Regions from separate parts of the Homo sapiens genome. Here region 1 is linked to region 2. The links are chromatin contacts, found by Hi-C or POLR2A ChIA-PET in ENCODE. All regions are on one chromosome and are shown on one strand. Each heading gives the region's core, a stretch centred on a gene start or an enhancer-like site at or near the end of the contact. The rest is flanking DNA. Distances are from core to core; before and after follow the strand shown. Region 1 overlaps CCDC15 (coiled-coil domain containing 15). Region 2 holds the start of HEPN1 (hepatocellular carcinoma, down-regulated 1).

Region 1 (4,085 bases), core at 407-2,906, 120 kb before region 2:
ATGAGAACAATGAGTTCTACCAAGTCTCTTCTAGAGCCAAAATATCATGAAGACCTTTTCAAATTACCTCAGGTATTCTTTTTCTCTCTGTTGTTTTTCTCTGGTTCCTTTTATTTCTTGAAGTTGTAACTGGGCTAATATCTCACTCAACTTCTCTCCTGAATATGGATCTTCATGAAAGTTCATTCTTAGGATCCTCTGCTCTGCAGCATAACATTCTTGCTCTCTCTTTTTCTTAATTCTGAAAATAAAATCATAACATGGTTAGGAATTTCATAAAATTATTATTTAAAATTAGCTTCTTTATCCAAATAACTCCCAGAAATTCCCAGAAACTAAGGAGTCAGGAAATCAGTTTAATATCCCAAGAATATCCTCAAAAATTTCTGCTGGCTGCTTTATCTCCTCCCAAAGAGAAATGAGCAATGGCTACTATTAAAAGAGTTCTTCCTGGCTAGGTGCGGTGGCTCATGCCTGTAATCCCAGCACTCTGAGAGGCCGAAGCAGATGGATCATATGAGGCCAGGAGTTTCAGATCAGCCTGGCCAACATGGTGAAAACCCATCTCTACTAAAAATACAAAAATTAGCCAGGCAGTGGTGGCACGGGCCTGTAATCCCAGCTACTCAGGAGGCTGAGGCCAGAGGATCACTTGAACTCAGGAGGCAGAGGTTGCAGTGAGCTGAAATTGCACCACTGCACTCCAGCCTGGGCAACAGAGCCAGACCCCATATCTCAAAAAAAAAAAAAACAGTTTTTCTGTAAGAATGTAGCAAAACAGTCTTTTCAGATTGAAACTACAAGTAAACAGGGATTCTGCTTCTGACCAAAACAGAGTAACAGGGACCGCATTTGCCCTCCAACCTTAAACCACCAAAAAAATTTAAAAAGTTTTAAAAAGTACACAAATCAAACAAATACAAGAAATGATGGTTTTCAAGACATTGGACACCAGGTAACAAACAACACTGCTCCTTGACAGATGGGAAACAAGTGAAGTAAACCCTATAACTGCTAGAGATTACTGCCTTGGAAGGTTCCAGGCAGTGGCACAGGGCAGGGAAATTGAAGTGAAGCCTGATGGGCTCTAAGAATTGAAGAGATGGAGTTAAGAGTGCAGAGAGACAAAGGCAGTTAGAGTTCACAGGACAAAGTACCAGAGAGAAGAAAGCTGCCCAGAGACAGCACCCCAGAAATGAACAGAGAGTCTCCTGGTACACAGCAGAGCACTGATTGGTGCATGTATGCAATGAAATAACCTGAGGCTAGGAAGAGAACAATCCAAAATAAAAGAGAACAGTGACTAGAGTCCACCTAGCTCCAGGAATAATTTGTCCTTATTTCCACCAATCAAACTTGAAAAACTTGTATTTCACAGAACATTAGGTAGAGTATTCAGAATGATCTTATCTGAGCAGTAGGGAATAAACACTAGTCCCAGACTGAGTACTGCACCAGACCCACCTAACAAGTTATAAAAGCAAGTCATCAAATGAACTTGACTGTATACCAAAACCAGGTTCAATAATGTAAAGACATCCAGCAACTAACATGGTAAAACTCATAACGTTGGGCATCTAACCAAAGATTACTAAGCACACAAAGAGGCAGAAAAAAAGCCCAGACTCCAGTGAACATCCACAAGCATCAAGACTACTCAGGAAATATGACCTCACCAAAAGAACTAAATAAGTCACCAGTGACTAATCCCAGAGAGACACAGATGTGTGACCTTTCAGACAGATAATTCAAAATGGCTGTTTTGAGGAAACTCAAAGAAATTCAAGAGAACACAGAGAGGAATTCAGAATCCTATCAGATAAATTTAATAAAGAGATTGAAATAATTTAAAAGAATCAAGTAGAAATTCTGGAGTTAAAAACTGCAACTGAAATACTAAAGAATGCATCACAGTCTGTTAATAGTGGAATTAATCAAGCAGAAGAAAGAATTAGTGAGCTTGAAGACAGGCTATTTGAAAATACACAGTTATAGGAGACAAAAGGAAGAAGAATAGAAGAGAATGAAAGTATGCCTATGATACCTAGAAAGTAACTTCAAAAGGGCAAATCTAAGAGTTTTGGGCCTTGAGGAGGAAATCGAAAGATGAGGGTAGAAAGTTTATTCAAAGGGATAATAACAGAAAACTTCCCAAACCTAGAGAAAGATATCAATATTCAAGTGCAAGAAGGTTACTGAGCAGATTTGACCCAAATAACATTAACTCAAGACATTCAATAATCAAACTCCCAAAGGTCAATAATAAAGAAAGGATTCTAAAAGTAGGAAAAGAAACAAATAACATATAGTGGAGCTTCAATATGCCTAGCAGCAGACTTCTCAGTGGAAGCCTTGCAGGCCAGGAAAGAGTGACATAATATATTGAAAGTGCCAAAGGAAAAAGAACTTTTATTGCAGAATAGTATGTCTGGTGAAAATATTATTCAAACATGAAGGAGAATTCAAGACTTTCCCAGACAAACAAAAGCTGAGAGATTTCATCAACACCAGACCTATCCTATGAGAAAGCTAAAGGGAGTTCTTTAATCTGAAAGAAAAGCACCTTAATAAAAAATAAGAAATTATCCGAAGGCACAAAACTCACTAGTAATAGTAAGTACACAAAAAGACAGAATATCAAAACACTGTAATTGTGGTGTGTAAGCTACTCATATCTTGAGTGGGAAGACTAAAAGATGAACTGATCAAAAATAATAATTACAACTTTTCAAGACATAGTACAATAAAATATAAGTAGAAACAATAAAAAGTTAAAAGTAGGGGCATGATGTTAAAGTGTAGAGTTTTTATTAGTTTTCTCTTTACTTGTTAGTTTGTTTATGTAATCACTGTTAAGTTGTCATCAGTTTAAAACAACAGGTTATAAGATATTATTTGCAAGCCTCATCGTAACTTCATATTTGGAAACATACAACAGATAACACAAAATATAAAAAGCAATAAATTAAAACATGTCATCAGAGAAAATCACCTTCACTAAAAGACAGGAAAGAAGAAGAAAGAAGACCATGAAACAACCAGAAAAAAAAGTAACAAAATGGCAGAAGTAAGTCCTTACTTAACAATGATAACATTGAATGTAAATAAACTAAACTCTCCAAACAAAAGATGTTGAGTGGCTGAATAGGTTACAAAATAAGATCCAACAATTCCTTGCCTGCAAGAAACATACTTCATCTACAAAGACACATATAGGCTGAAAATAAAGAGATGGAAAAAATATTCCATGCAAATAGAAACCAAAAAAGAGCAGGAGTAGCTATACTAATATCAGACAAAATAGATTTCAAGACAAAAACTATAAAAAAAGACAAAGAAGGTCATTGTGATGGTTAATACTGTCAACTTGATTGAATTGAAGGATGTAAAGTATTATTCCTGACTGTTTCTGTGAGGGTGTGGCCAAAAGAGATTAACATTTGAGCCAGTGGACTGGAAAAGGCAGACCCACCCTTAATCTGAGTGGGCACAATCTTATCAACTGCCAGCGTGGCCAGAATAAAAACCAGGCAGAAGAACGTGAATAGACTAGACTGGCTTAGCCTCCCAGCCTACATCTTTCTCCCATGCTGGATGCTTCCTGCCCTCCAACATCAGACTCCAAGTTCTTCAGCTTTGGGACTCAGACTGGCTTCCTTGCTCCTCAGCTTGCAAATGGCCTATTTTGGGACCTTGTGATTGTGTGAATTAATACTCCTTAATAAACTCCCATATATATATGAGAGTTTATATATATATAACTATGCATATATATAGTTCTGTCTTTCTAGAGAATCCTGAGTAATACAGATTTTGGTACCAACAAATATTAAGGATGGAGTTCTTTTGTTGGTTTTGGGGTTTCTGGAGTTGGCTGCTAAATATGATTAGACTCCAAAATGTTAAGGACTCTACTTCTAATAGTATGGAGAACACTATGGTCCCTGGCACGAACTGTTTAGAGAGTTATGCAAAATAAATGCATTTGACACTCCTGATTCACTGCTCATGAAAGGCAAGGAGTTTAGTGACCCTGTACATAATAACTTTGACCATATGTGGAGAACCAAGGAACATAATGAAGT
Region 2 (3,895 bases), core at 29-2,528:
GACCTACAAGGTGGTGAGGGAAGGGTACGAGTACATTCCTTTTCCCTCTGACCTGGGCGCTAGCAAGGGCAAAGAACCCGAGCCTGCCAGCTTGGCCTCCTCCCACAGCCTCCCTCGGAGGCATGCCATGCCAAGCACTCTTTCTGTCTCTGTTCATGAATAAAAGAGATGGATGGGCTTATTCTTATAGAGAAGTGAATTTCACTTACTCCCCTGGCCCGAAAACTAGACCAAATGAGGAACTGTTTTAGCTCATCAAACTCATATATTCCTCCTGGCTTCCTTACAAAACAAGCCTTTCAAACAATCATTGTCCTCAGGAAAGTTGTTGAGCTTCCTCCAGCTGTGAGAATAAGTCCTAATCTCCAGAGAAATGGTGGGGGGAGGAGGAGGCTTATTGCTTCCCAGCATTTGGGGGGAACATGATCCAACCCCTGGCCTCCTGCCACCCATCTGCCCTGCTCCCACATGCTCAGGTCCCAGGGCACAGAAAAAGGGCAGACTCCCTAATCACACTAACATCAAAATAAAGAGGCTGGGCCGCTGTGTAGCCAGGACATGCCCATGCCACCGCCTATTGAACAGTTCATAGGAGTGGCAGTAATCTACTGTGTGAGGAGAGAGGGCAATTAAAAAGCTGAAAGAGAAGGAGGCCCTCTGTGTATTCCATTCCCTCCTCCTTAATGCCTCCAAGGGTCCTTGCATCCCTAGTCTCCTAAACTCCAGCTCTGATTCGCCATCAACCCATGGAGCAATTCCAAGGCCCCAGTTACCCATCACCTCCACACCAGGTCAAGTTTTGTCTCAGCCCCAAAGGCACTGACATTTCTAGTTTGCCCCCTCTGCCCTGAACCCCACAGCATGCCTGTCTCAGCTCCCTGTCCCTCGGCACTTCCCCAGGCTCATTTGAGCAGGTGTGCCTTCGCAGCTCCCCTAAACTTCCCAGGTGCCTCATCCATAATGAGATAATGCATGTAGGGGAAAAGTTTCTCAAGAAGGTGGAAGAGGCAGCAGGACTTGGATAAGGAGTACCTGCTGGTCAGCCTTGAGATGCACAGGTGAAGGTTAGGGTGAGATGAGAACATGCCATACCCTGGTGCTGAATCCCTGAGGGGCCAGCTTGCCAGGCTTAAGCCAAATCTGCCTTAAATTGGGGGTGGGGAGGGGTAAGTAAGGAAGTGGGGTTTGTTTTTGTGTTGTTTTCATCTTCATCTTTGTATTACTAGCATCCAGCAGAGTGCCTAGCACATACTGGATGCTCAATAAACTTTTGATGAAATGAAATGACAACTTTATTCCACATAAACAAGGGTAACAAAACAAGCTGCTTAAATATACCAGTCATTTCTCTTCTTCTCCTTTCACCTCCTTTACCCTCTTTCCAAACCCCAAATTGTCCGTTCCAAAATCACTTACCCGTTCATTCATTTACTTATTCAGGTGTTCTTTTATTTATTCGACAAACATTTGTTTACCTACCATGGACTAGGCCCTGTGCTAGACACTGCTGATACAGCATAACTATGTCAGGAAGACAGATCAGTAAACAGATTACAATATAGTGTGTAAAATGCAATGGCAGAAGTAGATACAAGGTGCTCTGGGAGCATGTAGATTAGATGTCAGCAAAGGCATCTTGGAGGAGAACAGACCTGAGTTGAGTCTTTCTTAGAAAGACTTGTTAGTTAATCTGGTTTTTAAAAGTATGAGAGGACACACTCCAAGCAGAGGGAGAAGCATGTATAAAAGCTTGGAAGTGCAAGACACGATGGGGGGGAATTCAGGGTACTGAGCCTAGCAGTTGATGAAATTATTTCAGGAAAGTATACAAAGTAGAAGGTGAAGAAAGCTGCAGATAGATTTCTGAGGCATCAGTATGTGTAGAAAATTTAAAAGGACTTCACCAAGAAGGCTTAAAAGGCACAGCCAGCAAGATAGGAGAATATATAGGAGATAACTATATCACACAATCAAAAGAACAAGAGAGTTTCAAGAAAAAGGGAGCATTCGGGACTACAAGGGCAGGGGGCTCACATATGAAATGAAGTTAAAAGTGCATGTTAAATTTGGCAACAATGAAAACATTGAGTGACTTGGCATAAGTAGTTTCAGACATGTAGTAGGGGTTAAAGCCAGATTGCAACAGGTAAAAAGTGATATGTGGAACTTCTCTGCTAAATACTTGAGACTAGATGTTTGAGAGGTCTTCCTGTTTCAAAACAACTAGGTCTTGCTTAAATGATATTTGTTTTGCATTGCTGGCTTCAAGAGATGGGGGAATTTTTTTTTTTTTTTCAGACAGAGTCTCATTCTTGTCACCCAGGCTGGAGTGCAATGGCGCAGTCTAGGCTCACTACAACCTCTGCCTCCTGGGTTCAAGTGATTCTCCTGCCTCAGCCTCCCGAGTAGCTGGGACTACAAGCACGTGCCACCATGTCCAGCTAATTTTTGTATTTTTGGTAGAGACAGGGTTTCACTATGTTGGCCAGGCTGATCTCAAACTCCTGACCTCATGATCCGCCCACCTTGGCCTCCCAAAGTGCTGGGATTACAGGCATGAGCCACTTCCCTGCCAGAGATGGGGGAAATTTTTAAGCAGTCAGAAGTAAAACAAAATTTAAAAGCACAGTGAGCTCAAAGTACTTAGCACTCATTAAATATGAGATTACCAAGGGAGGTGAAGCAAGATGGCTGAATAGAAGCCTTCACTGATTGTCTTCCTGCAAAAACACCAGATTGAACAACTGTCCACACAAAAAAAGCACCCTCATAACAACCAAACATCCAATGAGTGATCACAATACCTGGTTTTAACTTCATATCACTGAAAGAGGCACTGAAGAAGGTAAGAAAGACAGTCTTGAATTGCTGACACCACCCCTCCCTCATCACCCGGCAGCTGCCGCATGGAACAGAGAGAGAATCTCTGCACTTGCGGGAGGGAGAGTGCAGTCATTGTGGGGCTTTGCATTGGAACGCAGTGCTGCCCTGTCACAGGGAGAAACAACACCAGGCAGAACTCAGCCAGCACCCACAGAAGGAGCATTTAGACCAGCCCTCGCCAGAGAGGAATTACACATCCCAGTGGTTGGAACCTGAATTCCAAAAAGACTCACGACCATGGGTTAAAGTGCTCTGGGGTCCTAAATAAACTTTTAAAAGTCTGTCTAGGACACAAGGACTGCAATTCTAGGGGGGATTCCTGATGCTGTGCTGGGCTTGAAGCCAGTGGACTTGAGCATATGATCTAGTGAGACACCAGCTGGTGCAGCCAAGGGAGTGCTTGCATCATCCCTCTGCCAACACCAGGCATCACAGCTTGCAGCTTTGAAAAAGACTCCTTTCTGTGGTTGGAGGAGAGGAGCAGGAAGAGTAAACAGGACTGTGTATTGCAACTTGGATATCAGCTCAGCCACAGTAGGACAGGGCATAAGACAAGCTCAGCCACAGTAGGATAGGGCATAAGACAGAGTCCTGAGTCCCCCATTTCAGGCCCTAGCTCCCAGACAACATTTCTAGACACCCTGGGCCAGAAGGGAACCCATTGGTTTGAAGGGAATGACCCAGTCCTGGCAGCATTCATCACCTGCTCTCTCTAGAGCCCAAGGGCCCTCAATAATTTGCAATAGAACCCAAGCAGTACTTGCCATTGGCCTTGGGTGAGACTAAGAGACATGTTGGCTTCAGATGTCACCAAGCACCTTTCCAGCTGTGGTGGCTATGGGAAGGGGCTCCTTCTGCTTGAGAAAAGTTGAAGGAAGGATAAAGGGGACTTTGTCTTGCAGCTTAGGTACCGGTGTGGCCTCAGTGCGGTAGAGAACCAAGTGGGCTCTTGGGGTCCCCAATTCCAGGGTTTAGCTCTTGTATGGCATTTCTGGACCTGCCCTAGTGGCCA

The links. Hi-C counts contacts between places; a loop is a spot of excess contacts on that map. ChIA-PET counts read pairs that join two places held with the same protein, here RNA polymerase II (POLR2A). Pooled maps may share reads with other maps.
Region 1: a loop to region 2 is called in a map of Panc1, with 2.8 times the contacts of the local background. The contact joins the enhancer-like site here to the promoter of HEPN1 in region 2. A Hi-C loop is called at or near these places in 1 of 168 maps with a recorded cell type or tissue (Panc1), 5 of 37 single-sample maps with no recorded cell type and 10 of 50 pooled maps. POLR2A ChIA-PET finds 5 or more read pairs at or near these places in 2 of 52 experiments (OCI-LY7 and WTC11).

What each region holds. Positions count from the first base shown.
Region 1 is chr11:125,034,587-125,038,671 of GRCh38, reverse strand. CCDC15 (coiled-coil domain containing 15) reads right to left here. Exons shown (of 16, transcript NM_025004.3): 14 at 68-241. Among named protein-coding and RNA genes, the nearest start is that of SLC37A2, 27 kb to the left of the region's middle. Within about 2 kb of position 1,656, at least 3 of the 41 ENCODE cell types and tissues checked have a DNase peak (open chromatin) inside an H3K27ac peak, as active enhancers do.
Region 2 is chr11:124,916,633-124,920,527 of GRCh38, reverse strand. It overlaps HEPN1 (hepatocellular carcinoma, down-regulated 1), which reads right to left and starts at 1,278. Exons shown (of 1, transcript NM_001037558.4): 1 at 1-1,278. The coding sequence starts at 777. The coding sequence ends at 511. HEPACAM (hepatic and glial cell adhesion molecule) reads left to right here. Exons shown (of 7, transcript NM_152722.5): 7 at 1-1,323. The region is part of intron 1 of LOC107984406 (a long non-coding RNA gene); the gene reads right to left.